Linked DNA regions of Mus musculus: region 1 is linked to region 2. Evidence: chromatin loops called from intact Hi-C (ENCODE). Cell type or tissue: left cerebral cortex. All regions are shown on one strand. Links, peaks and the distances in the headings refer to the core of each region. The heading gives the core; the rest is flanking DNA. Region 1 holds the start of Strip1 (striatin interacting protein 1). Region 2 holds the start of Gm52629 (a long non-coding RNA gene).

Region 1 (8,332 bases), core at 41-8,040, 53 kb before region 2:
TTTGGGTGTGTTTTGGGCAGAACAGGATCTGCTCAGGTACCAACGGTCCAGCATTACAGAGTGTGTGGAGCCAGCACAAGAACCCCTCATTACATCCTAGCAGCATGGGAACCTCACACCCTTCTCTACAACTTTATTTTCTCATCTTTGTCTTTATTATATTATTTTCCAAGAAATCATTAAGTAGGTTCTCCACTGTTCAACCCTGTATATTCCCAACAGCCTGGAACAGCTCCTTCACCTTAAATGGCCTATTTACCTGTCTCAAATGCTAGTTCTAGAAGCTCGGGCTCACTTCCCACTGCTCCCTTCCCTATGGAAGCCCCTCAGTAGAAGTGCTCACTCTATTTCCATGTTCAGAAGCTCCACCAAGGCATTGAACGTGCCCACCTCCAGGAGCAGAAATATGTTGTAGCGCATCCAGAACTGCACTTCTGCCTCTGAGCTGCACTCTCCAAAGGTACCTGTAAACACAGGGCAGAGCTTGCCGAGCCCCTCCATACATAACCAGGCACTATCACTGGCAGAGGTGCCGGGTCATACTCACAGTACCTTGGGCAACATAGAGAATGGCTCGGGCCACCTTGAGTCTCTTCTCTCGGGCAGTGACCTCCAAGCCATCCAGAAGCCTCATGGCGTGGGTCCGGTGCTGGTTGGTATCCAGCTCAGTCCACTTCTTGTCTGACACTGCAGGGCAAGAGACACTTATAATTGAGCCCACACCATTCCTCACAATGGAATGGACTGTGTTAACCTTTCAAATCAGGACAGTCACAGGACCAGAAGGACAAGTTACTCTTTCATAGGGATAAGGTCACACTACTGTTGCCATCAGAGTGCCCAGAAGGCCCACTCTCCATGTCAAGTCTGGCCTTAAACAAGCAGCACAACAACTGTTCATACTCCTGCATGGCCTACATCAATTAGACAATGAAGAGAAGTCCTGTGCTGTCCTGATGGGATAGGGAACCGAGAAGTGAGGGAAATGGTCTTACCATGGATCCGGAAGTCCTCCTCAAAGCATTTTCGATTCATCAGGAATTCTGGTCCTTCTGTGTAGCTGTAAAGCTCTGTCAAAGAGCAAAGTTGTCTCCTATCCACATCAGATCTCCCATGCAGCAGAGAAATTCAGGCTTTCCTTCCCAGCCCCAACTCCATTCCTGTCTGATTCACAGTGACTCTGACTACTCTCTCTAATCACTGAGTGAGGAAGGCCTCAGTGTTCTGATGTGCTCGAAGAGATCACAGGGGCCACTGCACTGTCAGTGGATCATAGATCCAGGCATTTCTAGTAAGATGTGCATCAAACTGCGCTGTATCAGAGGTGGCCATCACCCTGAATCTATGCCTTTAGTGTCACGTCCCGAGGAATGCTTGTGAAGACTGGAGGAGAAGCAGCTCCTGCTGACCTCACACTCCCCATCAACAGCAGTAGCAGCAACAGATGTGCCAAGATGCAAGCACAGTGGCTAGCATTCCCGTGACTCACTCATGTGTGAGAGATCACTGTTCATTTGGTATGTCAATGAGTACCACCATTGACATTACATGGGACTGGGCGCTAACCAATTCAGTTGACTTCAAACCTGAGTCTTCGTGGAAATAAAAGGCAATCCCAAATGTCCACATACGTGGTCCAACTTAAACAGCTAATTTATGTTTCAAATATCATTAATAGGAATAAGTAGGAAAACAGCCAGTCTTAATCTTCTTAGGAACCCAGTTAAAACTCCCATCAAAGAACACAAAGGCCTGTTCTTTACCTGCAAGCTCTGCAGCCCACTTGTCTGTGTCGGCATACTCAAACTCCAGGTCTGGAGATTCGGAATAGCCCTGGTGAATGAAAAGATCGTCACATAAAGATCCTCCTGAGACTTTACGGGTAAACACGTCTCAGAGACTGCACTGCGTGACGTCAATGCCTCTACTTTTTCTTGATGTTTTATCACAATATTTTGTCTCCTGAACTAATGGAAGTCCCCTTTACGCCCTGTCCAGCACCCTGTATTTCACCTTCAAAGCACCCACTCTGTACTACAATTATTCACTGAATTTTTCTTTTTTCATCTTCCTCTCCGTAAGACAGCAAGTTCCTCAAAACAGAAACTCTGTTTTACTGACCATTGCTCTCCGTGACATACCTGTTCAATAATAAACACAAAACTTCTATCTACGTTGTGCAGTAACTGACCACTCCATATAGTACTGAATATCTGGGAGTCTCACTTCTTTCTGAGCTGTGGACTATATACAGCTAAGGATAAAATGAGCACTGAAACCCTCAGCCACCCTGCCCCATCTCAATTTTCAGTGAGAACTGAGAGAGAAAGCAGAAATGGAACAGATTGGCCTGCCTCCCACACACAGGAGAGAGTGCAATGAGAATCTGTTAGGGATAGGTGATTCCTGAGAACACGCCATCTTGGAAGCCTTGTACTGGGAAGAGAGAAGCATCAAGATCAAAAGGCTAAGCCCAGCCCTGACTAATGTACTTGCAAGACCAGAGGGTACAGTTCAGCACAGAGCACCTTCCTAGTAGGTGCTAGATCCTGGGCTTAATTCTCAGCATGCAGCTGGGTGGGTGAGTGAGATGGAGAGTGGGGTCAGGGAAAACCTTCTAACTGATAATGACCCCTGACATGACATAATATGCCCACAAGCCATAACTCTATTCCTTATTAATGGGCACTAATGGACACTTCCATACACTACTGAGCTTCTAGGCTAGAGACAGAGTTTAGTGGTAAAATGATTACCTACCATGTGTAGAGTCCTGGGTTCAAGTCCCAGTCCCATTAAAACACAACTAAAATCAACATTTGTATACATTACTGAGGTTGAGTTTCATTTACCCAATGGGAATGACAAAACTCTGCTTCAAACTTAGCTTAAGACCTTTTTTTTTTTTTTGACAGTTTCATTCCCATTATATAATATATTGTGGTCTTATTCACCCCCAAATCCATTACCATTTCTTAGCCCCCCCCCCCCAGTGTATTTTTATAGAGACAAGGTTTTACTATGCAGCCCAGGCTGGCCTTGAACTCTGATTCTCCTTGCTCAGCTTCCGGAGTGTTGTGACTGGAAGCATGCTCGACTGCCTTGGCTAGTTTTGAGGACTAATAAAGTTTACCTGGCACATACTGAGCCTCCTTGTGCTCTAGGCACTGATCAGATCCCCAAACTACTGACTTCAGCTGTCACCAGAAGGGTGTGCAGCATCAGCACCTCCAACACAAGGACACAGATCGATGTGATGGGCCTTCCAGATGTTGAATCCAGTGAAATTAAAGGTAGGAAGAGAAATAAAAACATGTAATAGAGGCTGAGGACATACCTCAGCAGTATAGTGTTTGCCTACCTTGCACAAGGCCCTGAATCTGATTCTCAGCACCACATAATAACACGAATAAGGGGTGGTGCACACCTTTAATCCTAGCACTCAAGAGGCAGATGAATCTCTGTTGAGTTTGAGGCCAGCCCCATCTGCAGAGCAGAGTTCTAGGACAGCTAAAGCTACACAGAGAAACCCTGTCTCAAAAACAAAAACAAAACAAAAAACAAAGAAGCAAACAAACAACAAATAAAATAAAATGCACAAAAGGGTATTTATCTGACTATTTTGTGGCTTTTCAGGAAAATTTAAAACTACTTTACCTGCTGAGCTATCCCGCCATCCCTAAAGCACTTATTTTAAATGTATTATGTGTTTATCTGTGTGTGTATACATGTGCCCATGGAGGACAAAAGGACAGTACTGGATCCCTAGGAGCTAGTGTGCTAATAGGCAGTTGTGAGCGGCCCAACTTGGGTGCTGGGATCCTCTGAGAGAACAGCAAGTTCTCTTAACCACTGAACCATCTCTCCAGTCCACTCAAACATTTAAAAAGAGAAATTTGAAGGTGTAGTTCAATTCTCAGGGTTCTCTTCAGAAAACCTGGACAAGTCTGGTCATTAAAGGTCTTACAAACTTAACTTCCATACTCCTTCGTACTTAAGAGATCACTGAGAAGTAGCCACTGATCACCCATCATTCCACAACAAAAGGCTCCTAAAAGGTCCATCTTTTTCAAAAAAGCCACTCTAAACTCATCCTCTCAACTCTGGGCTTGTTCCTTTGTGACATAAGTTATCAGAATTTGAGCCTGCGACAACAACAAAATGTTTGGAGGGAACTGATTTCTTAGGCTTAAAGACACTATCTTTAGTATCTGGTACTAGCTGAAGCATCAAATTTGAATTTGAGGAATTCCCTCTCGGTAAGTGCCTGGCTGTTCATCACACTGGAAGTTGTCTCAGGTGGAGGAGATTGCGTAGTAAGCGCTCTGGGAATGAATGTGCTGATGAGGAAGCCCTGAAATGCTGCGACGAGACGGGTGTGTGTTCATTCATGAATTCTGCAAACGGAAGCAGTGGGAGGAATTTTAACTTGGGGCGAGGTGAATAGCTCCAGACAGCGCGGGCAAAGGGAATCGCAGCTCACTAGCAAGGAGGAGAATCCGGCGCCCTTTGTGTACTTCTGATCCCTTCACAGCTCAGCAACTGGGCTCACTGGGCATGCAAAAATACTTGGCAATGTCTGGCCGCGGTTTGATCCAGCGCTGACTAAAATTCGGAGGGAAGCCACAATGTGCTCTCTCTGCTACTCACACAACCTGGGGCCGGCCAAGCAGCACTAGAGAGAGAAGCCCTGTTCTAAGCGCCCGCTAAACTCTCCTGGGTCCCTTCGCTGCCAACTGGCGTGGCCCACCACCCTGCTAAGATCAGAGGCCGGAAAGGATGAGGGGCTAACCAGCCAGCAGACCACCGATTTTGCACCCCAGGAGGGCTGTGCCTCAGGCCACGCCCCCGGGGGCGACCGGCCATCCCCGGCTCGGGGACCTTCTTCCCCCGGCCGCAGCAGAGTTGGTGACAGGGCTCCGGGCTTTCCTCCCCGGGGCTGTGGCGGCTGCCAGCCTAGCTAACTGCACGGTTCCCGGTAAAGTGACAGCTCCCAGGGTCCCTGTCAAGCCGTCGGGAAGCCCGGCTGGGCCCGGATGCCGCCCCGGTCTCCCGGGACCCCCTCTGTCACCCGCCCGGTGCCAGCCTCGCCCCCCTGCAGCTCTGACCTCCGAGTCTTTGCGCTGGTTGCGGTTGAACTCGCGGGCTTTGCCCCCCGGCAGGAGGCCTCCGGCGGCCCTCGGCGCCCCAGGAGGAGGCTGCGCGGTGGCAGGCGGCGGAGGAGGTGGCGGCTGCGGCTGCTTGTTGTTCACAATCAGAGGGCCGGGACCGGCGGCTGCCGGCTCCATCTTGGCTGCTCCACACCCCCGGCTCAATTCGCGGACGGCCTCCCGTCAGGCAACTCTCGCGTGATTTCCTCCAGGAAATTTCCCCAATCGCCATATTCAGTGTGGCTGCGTGTGTCGAAAGCCGCAACTGCCAATCACCTCCCAAGGTCTTTCCTGGCTTTGTCATTTAGTTTCCCCTCCCTCCTTCCCGTGGAACTAAGCCGGAGACGTGCGGCTGGGCTCGCAGGAATCCCTTTAGATGTCTTTTTTATCCATGAGACTTAACACTTTAATTCGTTGTCTATCATCGCTTTGCCTGTCTTTAGAGCCCTCCCTGTTCAAGGTGAGGCAGGATGAAAGGGGAAATTAGGGAGACATCATTAAAGAAAGCAATTCCTGACTCATGGGTCTAGTTGACACGTTTTCCTAGCAAAGAATTTCTGTACAATTAACAACTGGTTGTGGCTTTTCTCTAACCTTCCAGCTGAAAAACCTCCAAGTCAGTAGGACTCTGTAAGAAACACCTTGTGCAACCCTGGGGACTCCTGGTTTTACTTATCAGATTATAACTCCATCCAAGACACCTCTGGAGCCACGTTAATAATCTCACTTATCAAAACAGGGGAAAAAGCCGGGCGTTGGTGGCGCACGCCTTTAATCCCAGCACTTGGGAGTCAGAGGCAGGCAGATTTCTGAGTTCGAGGCCAGCCTGGTTTACAAAGTGAGTTCCGGGACAGCCAGGACTATACAGAGAAACCCTGTCTTGAACTTGAAGTGAAGAGAGACAGAGAGAGAGAGAGACAGAGAAAGAGAGAGAGAGAGAGAGAGAGAGAGAGAGAGAGAGAGAGAGAGAGAGAGAGAGAGAGACTCTTGGGGGCTAAGGATAACAGTATGAAGTTGTATCTGTCCTCAAGCCACTGACAAATACTTTTAAGGATATAATAATGAACAAAAATAGGATTCTAGTCTTCGTGGAGTTTACATTCACATGGGGGAGATAAACAAATGAATAAATAAAACTGAAATTGAAAATATAACAGAGAAATCATGGGGAAATGAGGGTGTGTTTAATAATCCCTTAGAAGTGGCTCTTGCTTTTCTGCCTTCATTTTGTAGCTGTCTCGTTTACTCTGAATTACCTGCTCACATCTGTATTGACTCAAAGAGCAATCATCCAAAAATGGTGGCCTCTCACCTCATTCTCCGTCACGTCTGAGTGCCAAACACATAGGAGTAACCAAGATGGTTTTAATGTTACTTTTTACAGTGTCCTCCTCCAGAAACCTCCCTCCCCAAGAAGCAGGTACAAGACTCTTGGTCACTGGCCTCAACCCTCTAGACATCAGGAGTGGCAAAGCCTCACAGAACACAGCATCCCCGGATGACGAACAGCTCTTTCTATCATGGCCTGTGCACCCTGGAGGAGAAAGAATCAACTCCTGAGAACCAGCTTGTCCCTTAAGTAAAAAGGACTTCTACCATCTCATAGAACCAACACTGAGAGGATGATAACCAGACCACACTTGCCCAGGTCTGCTGGAATTTTCCTATCTCCCGCCCTCAATCTCAATTCTAATTCTATTTAAATCTAAAGTAAGTTTCCCCAAAGACAGATTTGGGATCAGTAAACACCTTATGTGTTTCTCTTTACAATGTTCACATCGATGAAATCTTTGTGTGTTGTTGTTCTCCTTTTCCTCCCCTTCTTCCTTCTTCCTCCTCCTCCTTCTTTCTTCTCCTCCTCCTCCCCCCACCTCTATCTCCTTCTTCATTTGTGTCTTTGTTGGGTATATTGAAGACTAGTGATGAAGCCTGAATTAGTGGAGATGCAAAAGCCAACATTTTGGCCCTAAACACATGGGTTACAGATACAGGGGTGTAGTTTGATGGAATAACTTTGTGTATGTTACTGGAATTGAAATTAAACCCTGGGCCTTATACACCAGTCTCCCCCCTCCCCCCTTTTCTCTCTTTCTTCCTTTCTTCTTTCTTTCTTTCTTTCTTTCTTTCTTTCTTTCTTTCTTTCTTTCTTTCTTTCTTTCTGTGTGTGAGAGAGACAGGGTTTCACTGTAGCCGTGGCTGTCCTGGAACTCACTCTGTAGACCAGGCTGGCCTCGAACTCAGAAATCTGCCTGCCTCTGCCTCCCGAGTGCTGGGATTAAAGGCATGTGCTACCACTCCCAGGTCACGCTCACACCCTCCGCGCCCCCCCACCCCACCCCATTTCTAAAGATAATCAGGTAAGACTAAATGTGGCCTGACTGTTTACAGAAGTGTAGCAAGAGTGGTTGCCTGTCCATGGGCTCACTTTAAGTATTTGTTGGAATTCTTCATATGAAATGTGAGGCTAGGGGGGTGTGTGTGTGTGTACGTGTGTGTACGTGTGTGTGTGTGTGTGTGTGTGTGTGCTCGCACGCGCGTCTCTGTTAACTGAGCAATCTCTCAGGTCACAGAAAGAATTTTGAAAGCGCCTCGAGGATGGGAAGACAAGCCATCATGGAGGATAGACTGTGAACTGGCTGAACTCTTCTGCCTTAGGGGATCTTCCAAACAGTCGTGAGCTTTAGGAGTGCCAGAAAGTGATGTTGGTCACTTACCTGGAAGGCAGGGCACATTTGAAAGCAAGCATCAGGCCAGTTACTCAATCCTAGCTCCTTAAATCTGCAGGAAAAGGTTGTCATCATGATAGGAATGAGACCAAGTTCTACTTTTGTATCAATGTATTTTTATAATAAAGCTTATTGTAAAGCAAGTCTCCTAAGTGCGTTTCAGTTTAGCTTGATCTCACTTTTCTCTCTCTACAACTCTATATCATCTTAGGTATGATCTGTTTGTTTTCAAATTATGTCCTTCAGCCTCTCCTTTCAGTAGGAAACAGCCTGCAGTGTGAACCACCAACCCAGCTTAGGAAATTATTTATAAGTAGACATATTGTACAACAATCAAAGCTGAAATTATTGTTTATGTACTTTTGTCTAGTTATTCACTTGTTTGTAACAATTGTAGTTGGTTTACCAATAAAAATCTCAAGATATCAAACACTTAAAAATCGTCTTATAAACTCC
Region 2 (8,332 bases), core at 298-8,297:
AAGCATAAAATTATAAAATTATACCGTTATGTAAGTAATTTTGGAGACAGAAGTTTGGCAAATGGGTCTCAATGCACAGGTTGAGAATCACTGAACTCTCACATGAATTCTGATGACCTCTTTCTACAAAATTTGAAATAAAACCCACATTCCTGAAAAAGAGTATAAATTGAGAACCTGGATTCAGACTCAGAGCTCTGAAAAGGTTCCTATGGAGAAACTATTAAATTATGTTGTTAGCAAATAGTATCAATGAAACTGTATACTATCATAGGTGAAAAGTTTTTCTGCATAATACAAATGACCCAGTCATCAACACTTTCAAGCTAGAAAAGAGGAAACCAGAAACTGGGGTAATAGTTCAGTGGTTAAAAGCACTGGATGCTTTCCCAGAGGACCTGAGTTCTATCCCCAGCCCCAATATGGCAGCTCACAACTGTCTATAACTTGAGCCTAAGATGACCCGACTCCCTTCTCTTAAGGTATTGAACTCATGCTGTGCACAAACATGCAGACAGGCAAATCATCCATATACACAAAATGACACATTTTAAAAAGTAGACTCTACATTAGCTACAGCTGTACAATCCTCCTCTCCCAACACATACAGTCTCTGCTGGGGTGACACTGCAGCCTAAGAACCAAGCTTTGGTTTGTAGCTCTGGAATCAATCGGCAGTTAGAATGAACAAATGAAAAACAGAACTGGTAGGACTCTACAGTCATAAAGTAGCAAACAAGGGGACACTGGCTTGTCCTGAACTTCCTATTCAGCATGGTTCCCACTAAGCACAAACGCAGAGGACAGAATCAAATAGATCAGAGACAGAAACCTGCGTGTTTACAACTCATCTCGGTTCACCATCTAACTGTGGAAGTTCTTCTTCAGGCAACTCTGACACAGAAAGGGAGAGCCTGTTTTATTAAGTCTGAAAACAGACACTGAAGACATAAAGAAGAACTACATACCCCCAGAGCAGGTCAGGGCCTCACACATGCAGGAAGGTATTTAATAAACATCTGCAGAATAAGTAAACCTTTAAAACTCTTTTCTCGTACAATATTAAGTCAAGCTTCAAAGACAATTACAACCCAAGCTGAGCCACATATATCATTTCAGAATATGATTAACAAATATCATCATAAAGCCCAAGATATTTTACTTTAAATGTTAAAAATTTAATTTTAAGTACTTCAAATGCATAGCTGCATTCAAAAAGAAAAACAAACAAAAACTAAATCCTTCTAAATAGGATTTCCAATTACACTTTCACTTCTTCAATAGGCAAGATGTAAATCAAGGAGAGATGACCAAAGCAACGAATTCCAACCTAATATGCAGTTACTTTGGCAGTGAAAAAAATATAGTCAAGAGTTCCTTAGTGGCTGTAACAGCTCCAGAGGCAGCACTTCCTCCACAGGGTTCCCTGCTGCTGGCATGGGCAGCCTGTTCGGAAGTGCTCCCTTCTCCTGGCTGTTAGATTCCCTCTCCTCCTCCTCCCCTTCTTCTTCTACTTTTTTTTTCAAAAGGTTCTGGGCATGATTCCAGATACCACCTACGTTGCAGTGAGGTGGGGGAAGGCACTTCAGTAACACTTGCAGATTTTTAGATAAAAAACATAGAGAAGCAGTTGTAGCAAGTTAGAAATATTTCTTCAGCAACCGGAGATTAATAGACATAATCTCTCCTTGTATTAATAAAGCTTATCAGCGGTCTAAAGCTTAGCAAAATCTTTCCCATCTAAAAATAGTAGACTATGGCAAGTAGCTTACTACTATGTGCAGTGCTCCTAACACCCCATCTCTCAAATAATAGATCTTGTCCACATTTGAAGTAGGCAGTGTTAACTCAAGTACTGGCATAGTGGATAGCTGTCTGTAAGGTGGTCCAGCAGCACACAGATGCATGATATCCTTGTCTTCTCTGCTACCCTGAACTACAAGCTGCAGAGTCTCGTCTCACAGCAGCTGCTTCTGAATGCCATGGCTCTGCCCGTTTCCCCCAGGGGTCTAACTCTACAGGTTCTTTCCAGCTAGCAGCTGTTCCTCCCTTGGTGGAAAGAATCTTCGCATGCTGTTCACCTTTATGCTGTAAATAAGGATACTGCTGCCAAAACCAACTTCTGGTTTCTAGTGAAACCAGATCTAATAGCAGCTTTCTGTTTGGGTTAAACTCAGTAGTTAAGTGGAAAAATATGGTCATTTGGATAAAAGAAAACCCAAAGACAATTGCAAAAGCATGGTTTGTATTACTTCTTATTGTTATGATTTCCTCCAACTGTTAGGTTTTCACTGGGGTGCTTTAGCATAAGGTAGTAAGTACAAGGAAGAAAGAAGGAAACATAGACAAAGTACCCCAAGTACAACTCGGCTCCACTCTCAGATTAACAGCATATCTGAGGAAGGATAGGGTACATCGACCATTTTCCATCGAGCACATCCAAACAATGTCTACTTGCTGCATTTGAAGGCCAGTATAGTACATATCAGTATAGTGTGCTATTTTAAAGCACAACTTATGATGGTTGGACTGAGTTCTCTGTAACACTGAGGCCCATTAGGAAAAGCTTGACCTAATAATTTGGGTTCATTATGGTTGGTATAGTGACAGAGTGATCTACAAGATGGTACAGTACTTACCAAGACAAAGGGAACACAGGCAACCCAAAAACGTTATAAACTTCAAAAGAAAAATAACTGTAATTATTTGTTTAATTGATCTTAATACTTTTTACTACCCAAAGTTGAGTTTACTTCTGAAAATATATGATCTACACACACTATAGCTCAGCTGCCCTCCCCTCTTCCCATACCTAATTCAAATTTACCTTCTCTCTATCCAATTAGAGGAAATTAAAATGAAAACCTACTAGAACACTACTATGATCCTATGGATAAGTGACAATGATCAGGACAATATACAACGTGCATTATATTCTTTTAGTCAACATATTCACTTAGCACTAAGTACTTCATCCTATGAAAGATCGATGCAAGAACTAAAGCTCTCTCAAAATCTGTGTATGTACTTCAACTCTCCATGTAATAGTAACAGATGGCTTTGCTGTGAACTTTCACCATTCCTCTAGGAACACGCTGGCTACCATAACACACACAAACACTGAAGTCTATTTGTTGTATCTTTAAAACCCAATTAAATTTCAGGCCAGTTTAAGATGCTATTTTAAAGCAGCTTTTCAAATAGTTTAGTAGACACGATGTCTTGCGTCTATGCCATATCGTTTAATGTGGGTCCTCCAAAAATTAGAGGTTAGGCCAGGCATCTTATTAACTTTGTTATTTCACATACCTATCTAACAGCTTTTAATTTCCTCAGGAAGGTTTTCTCCTAAGGGTGAAGAACTAGACACAAAGGTAAACAGCAAGCACTAGGAAAACAAATCATTAAGAAAGCAAACCTTAGGTGTGCATGGGAAGACCCGTCTTTCTAACCTCTGAGATTAACTGAGGGCCCAGTACCCCTCTTTTGGTTTTCTGAGGCATTTAAAAATATACATATTCTGTCCCATTGCCTTCTGTGCATATTGTGCTCAGAATTCTGCTGTTTAAGAAATTATGGGTAGCATATTTCTTAGGTACCAGCATTGAGCCAAAAAAGACTATCAGAAACTAGAAAATTTAACAAGGACAATTACTAAGATGTATATTAAAACACTGTCTAAGGTTCCTACATCTTTTAAAAATCCCTTCTCCATACATCTTCCAGCTAATTATTCCTTTTAAGACTACTTCCAGCCACTACCTTTCAGAGGATAGAAAAGAGGTCAAACAGTCAGCTACCCTCCCCAATATAGCATCTTTTTTTTCCGTCTTAGCAGAGATCAGTCTGATTCCTATTTTAAATGTATCCCCTCCCCTCCAAAATAACAACAATAAATAGCAATACTGTCAAACAAGAAAAACCGAAGTCTACTATCTTTTACTTCAGTTAGATAAAAATAGTTTCCTAAAGGAGGAATGGAGAGATGGCTCAATTCCTGAGTTCAATTCCTAGCACCCATATGGTGACTCACAACCATCTATAATGGAATCTGATTCTGTTTTGTGGTGTTCATGAAAACATAACACTCAAATACATAAAATAAATAGATAAATAAAAAAGGGAGGGTCTTTTCTTTCCAATAACTTGCCCTCAAACACATACATCAGAGAAGACGAATTGAAAAAGGATCATTTTTGAGCTACAGAGCCAAAGTAGGCCCTTCAGCCTCTTTCATTTCCTGGTACAGAAACATTTTCTAAAACCCAGCAGGTTTTGGCTATTCCATCTTCCCTCTGTCTCAAGTTTCTTAAGTTCTAGTCTCCCCAGATGGGGCCTGAGTTTCCAGGAGGGAGTGGGTGGGCAGGCTGACTAATCACAACACACATATCTTTCCTCCACTCTACCCTTTTGGATGTCACCAATAACACACTACTAGAATCCAATTCCACAGTCAGACAAATTATGCCTTTCAAAATGAGAATCAATGTGATACAGTGTCAAGGCAGGTTAGTGTGAGAAAGAATGAGGTGCAATCAGGCCCATATACTGAGTCACTGAAACTATGAAAGACAATACTTGAAAACTTCCCAAAGCACAAGTGGTATTACCATCAGCCACTACCCCTTTTCTTCAAGAGACAACTCTTCACTGGCTTCTACAGTCTCAACCAAGCAGTTGCCAACCAAAGGTAAAAATAGCAAATGGCTTTTTTTATTCTGTTTTTTTGAAGGTGTTGAAGCAGCACAGAGGTGGCCTCACTAATCTTCTAAAAACCACAATTGGCAACATACTGCAAAGCACAGTCAGACCAACTTTACACTTTCTACTTAGCCTAACTGCCTTCCCCTCAGATCATGCTAGCCTACCCCTCCTAACATGCATCTCCTGGCATCTCAGCACTAGTAACTGTCGACTCTGGTTCCACAAAGCATCTGCATTACTTTAGTAAGGTGTTAGGAAGGACTTGCCACCCTTCTCTCCCAGCACGGCTGCTGGAGCTTTCATTTCCTTAGACTCAACATTCTTTTTGTTGTTGTTTTGTTTTTTTCAAGACAGTTTCTCTGTATAGCCCTGGCTGTCCTGGAACTCACTCTGTAGTCCAGCCGGCTTTGAACTCAGAAATTCGCCTGCCTCTGCCTCCCAAGTGCTGGGATTAAAGGCGTGCGCCACCACACCCGGCTCAGACTTATCATTCTTTTTTTTTTTTTTTAAGATTTATTATAAGTACACTGTAGTTGTCTTCAGATATACCAGAAGAGGGCATCAGATCTCATTACGGGTGGTTGTGAGCCACCATGTGGTTGCTGGGATTTGAACTCGGGACCTTCAGAAGAGCAGTCAGAGCTCTTACCCATTGAGCCATCTCCCCAGCCCCAGACTTATCATTCTTAACACAAAAGAAAACTTCAAAAGAACAGTATAATAAATATGTATATACTTTTGATTTAGAATGAACCTTTGAATTTTCATGTGGTATATACATACACTCACATATATATGTGGATGCATACTTTCATATAATAGAGGCAAATAATAAGGTACAAATATAGAAATTCTAATAAATTCTTTGGAATTCATCTGAGAATTAAGAATTAAGATACTCTCCTACCAAATCTCAATAGCATTATAACATTTAAGACTAATAAGCTGGGTAGAGGTGCATGTCTTTAATCCCAGCACTTGGGAGGCAGATGACTCTCTGTGGGTTTGGGAACAAGCTTGGTCTACATAATGAGTTCCAGAAGAGCCAGACCTATATAGTGAGACTCTGTCTCAAAAAACCCAAAAGAATGGTAAACGTGCATATTTAAAAACATTTTATTTTACTATTGTGAATGATGTACATATGCAGGCGGAACATGCGTATGCCAGAGGGCACAACAGGTATCAGAGAACCACATTAGAAAGCTGGCTTTTGTTGATACTGTTTGTTTTTGTCCTTTTGCTTTTATGTGAGTTGGGGGTGGGGGGCAGAAAAGTCTCACAGGCACATGAAGCAGTGAATAACACTGTCTCAAGCAAGGAGGAAGGCAAGGCCTGACACCCATGTCTGTCCTGTGACCTCCACATTCTGTGCCACCGTGTATACAAACGTAAATGCAAAGGTAAGGAGATTTCTTTCAAGTCCTTACTGTCCTTACACATTTCAGGAAGGATATACAGTCCAAGTAGTGTTTCCTGGAAGCCTGCACAACCAATGTGATACATTAGCTTAGATTTCCTGTGCTAGTTGAGCTCATTTGTGTTTCCAAAGATTTTTAACATTTCATGTTTTCCCTCGCCTATTAAATCTTACCTTGACATATAAAACAGACATGACTAAAGCTTTACACTTGTATCCAGAGGCTCACTTCCCTTCAGCCAATTTTCATTGGCTTCCATATGTTTTCGTGTTGGCTTTCTTCCAGCAAATACATGTTACATTCTCATTTTCCTTCTCTTACTTCCTCAAAAGGTATCATGCTAAAATCTTCTGCACATTCTGTCCCTCTTTGGAAGTCACTTTGTTTAGACTCATAGAGCATGTATTAAAAATCAGGTCAGAAGACAGTTATGGCAGCACAAACCTGTGATCCTAGCCAAGGCAGGAGGATCATAAATTCCAGGCTAGCCTGAGAAAGACCAAGCTAGCTTACTGTATTCACCTTTCTCTCTATGCCAATGACATGCTAAATGGCACCTTTATGTTAAATTGGCATGTCCTACTGCAACCTAGGTGGAGATGCTCTTTTTTTAAAGAGGGAGCCTTGTCAATTGCTTACAAACAGGCCTATTTGTACACTTCACACACATGACTACGGGAAAATAATTTAACAAGGAAGCAAACACAAACAGTGGATAGATCTAAAAAGATGCCCACTTGGTTCTCTGGCACCACTGGGTAACCTAACAACAGGAAGATGATATTTAAAATCAAATTTTTCTTCTTTGGTCTGAAGTACAGCTTATGTGAGATTTAAAAATCAATTACATTTTAAATTCATGCATATGTCTAGTAAGTGAATCACGCTGTGAGTCAGCTCAGCATTTGGGAAGGCTAGACTATGTCTAACTGGAGATGAAGAAATAGTCTACCAACTAGTGTTTAAGTGGTGGAACTATAAGCAGCTACCAATGTGTGGCTATAAAGTCAATGAGAACTGGTGTTTTGAGCCCTGAGCTAACCAGACAGGACCTATATCACTTTTTTTTAAGTTGTTGTCCATTAGCTGCTTCCCATAAGCGTATAGGCTCAAGCTGTCAAAACATAACAAAATAAACCTGACTTCCAGGAGCCCATGTTAACTAGTAACTATGTAGCAACCACAATTATTTCTAAAGGAGCCAATGGGACCTTTCACAATGTATCCTATAGCTGGGTTACATGGTTTCAACTTGAAAAGAGAAAGTAAAACCCCTACTGATCAGCTTCAGCTGATTTTAGTTTTCATACTTCAAGCTTACATAAAAAACTTATTATGAAACTACTATTTTATGTGGCTTGTAAGAAGCAAGAAAGCCGGGAAGGACTGTCAGTTGTGGCTTCTCTGGAGTTGTTTTAAAACAAAAGTTACCTATCATTCCAGGAGTGTAATATGCCACCCATCTACAGTGGGGACCAGCATATGCAAGTTTGGGTTTTCCTGAGCCCTGCCTTCTATTGTTTTCTAGCCAGTGGTGTGTGCAGGAGCACAAAGATCAAGTTCTCTTGCTAATATTGCACAGCATACCAAAATAAACATTAAATTTTGTTTTGCAAGAGCTATTTTCTCAACATGTAATACTACCATGATATTTGTAATTTAAACAATTTTCAATTTTTAAAAAACTCCTGATACACAAAGAACAATCCTCACAACATAGGGACTACTACATTAGAATTTTTATTTAAAGTTGATGAGGAAAGAAGTTTAAAAGCAACATGTACTAGCATATTAAACAATAAAATCATTAATATCAGGCTGGTGAAATGGCTCAGTGGAAAATGGTGAATGCTACCAAGTCTGACAGAGCAAAATTCAATCCTGGGACAAATATGGTAGACTTCTACATGCACACCTACCCGCATACATACAAAGAAATAAAATTTAATAAGCAATAAGATTCTAAATACCCAGATTTCCTTGACTTTTATACTTATATTGTCTGTCTCAAATTAATAGCTTATGGTTTACAAAACAATTTGTTATTTTCAAAAACTAGCATTATCTAAGGGCTGCATACAGAAACAGGATGGGGTAGCAGCTGGGGTTACGTGATTTGCTTAAGGCAACTTTGACACTGAAGTGTAAAAGAACAAAAACTAAACAAAAATCCCAAACAAGCCACAAGCTTAGTAGCATTTCTCCTT

What was found. Peaks named below come from ENCODE experiments on the same cell type or tissue, not always from the same donor. Only the 100,000 strongest peaks of a DNase experiment are listed, where the experiment ranks them.
Region 1: a loop joins it to region 2, with 2.4 times the contacts of the local background. A loop is called at or near these places in 7 of 42 quality-filtered maps.

The regions. Positions count from the first base shown.
Region 1 is chr3:107,626,393-107,634,724 of GRCm38, forward strand. It overlaps Strip1 (striatin interacting protein 1), which reads right to left and starts at 5,318. Exons shown (of 21, transcript NM_153563.2): 1 at 5,109-5,318; 2 at 1,764-1,833; 3 at 996-1,070; 4 at 553-687; 5 at 344-464. The coding sequence starts at 5,288. Gm10961 (a long non-coding RNA gene) reads left to right here and starts at 5,209. Exons shown (of 3, transcript XR_375960.3): 1 at 5,209-5,610; 2 at 6,535-6,798; 3 at 7,714-8,332. In left cerebral cortex, for the core only: no CTCF peak of the experiment used is centred there; DNase peaks (open chromatin) are centred at 2,352, 4,472 and 5,362; H3K4me3 peaks cover 1,958 bases; H3K27ac peaks cover 1,833 bases.
Region 2 is chr3:107,679,439-107,687,770 of GRCm38, forward strand. The region is part of intron 1 of Ahcyl1 (S-adenosylhomocysteine hydrolase-like 1); the gene reads right to left. Gm52629 (a long non-coding RNA gene) reads right to left here and starts at 5,097. Exons shown (of 2, transcript XR_003954676.1): 1 at 1,331-5,097; 2 at 1-1,019. In left cerebral cortex, for the core only: a CTCF peak has its summit at 5,273 (motif pointing right); DNase peaks (open chromatin) are centred at 1,497, 1,834, 4,359, 4,695 and 1 more place; H3K27ac peaks cover 6,149 bases.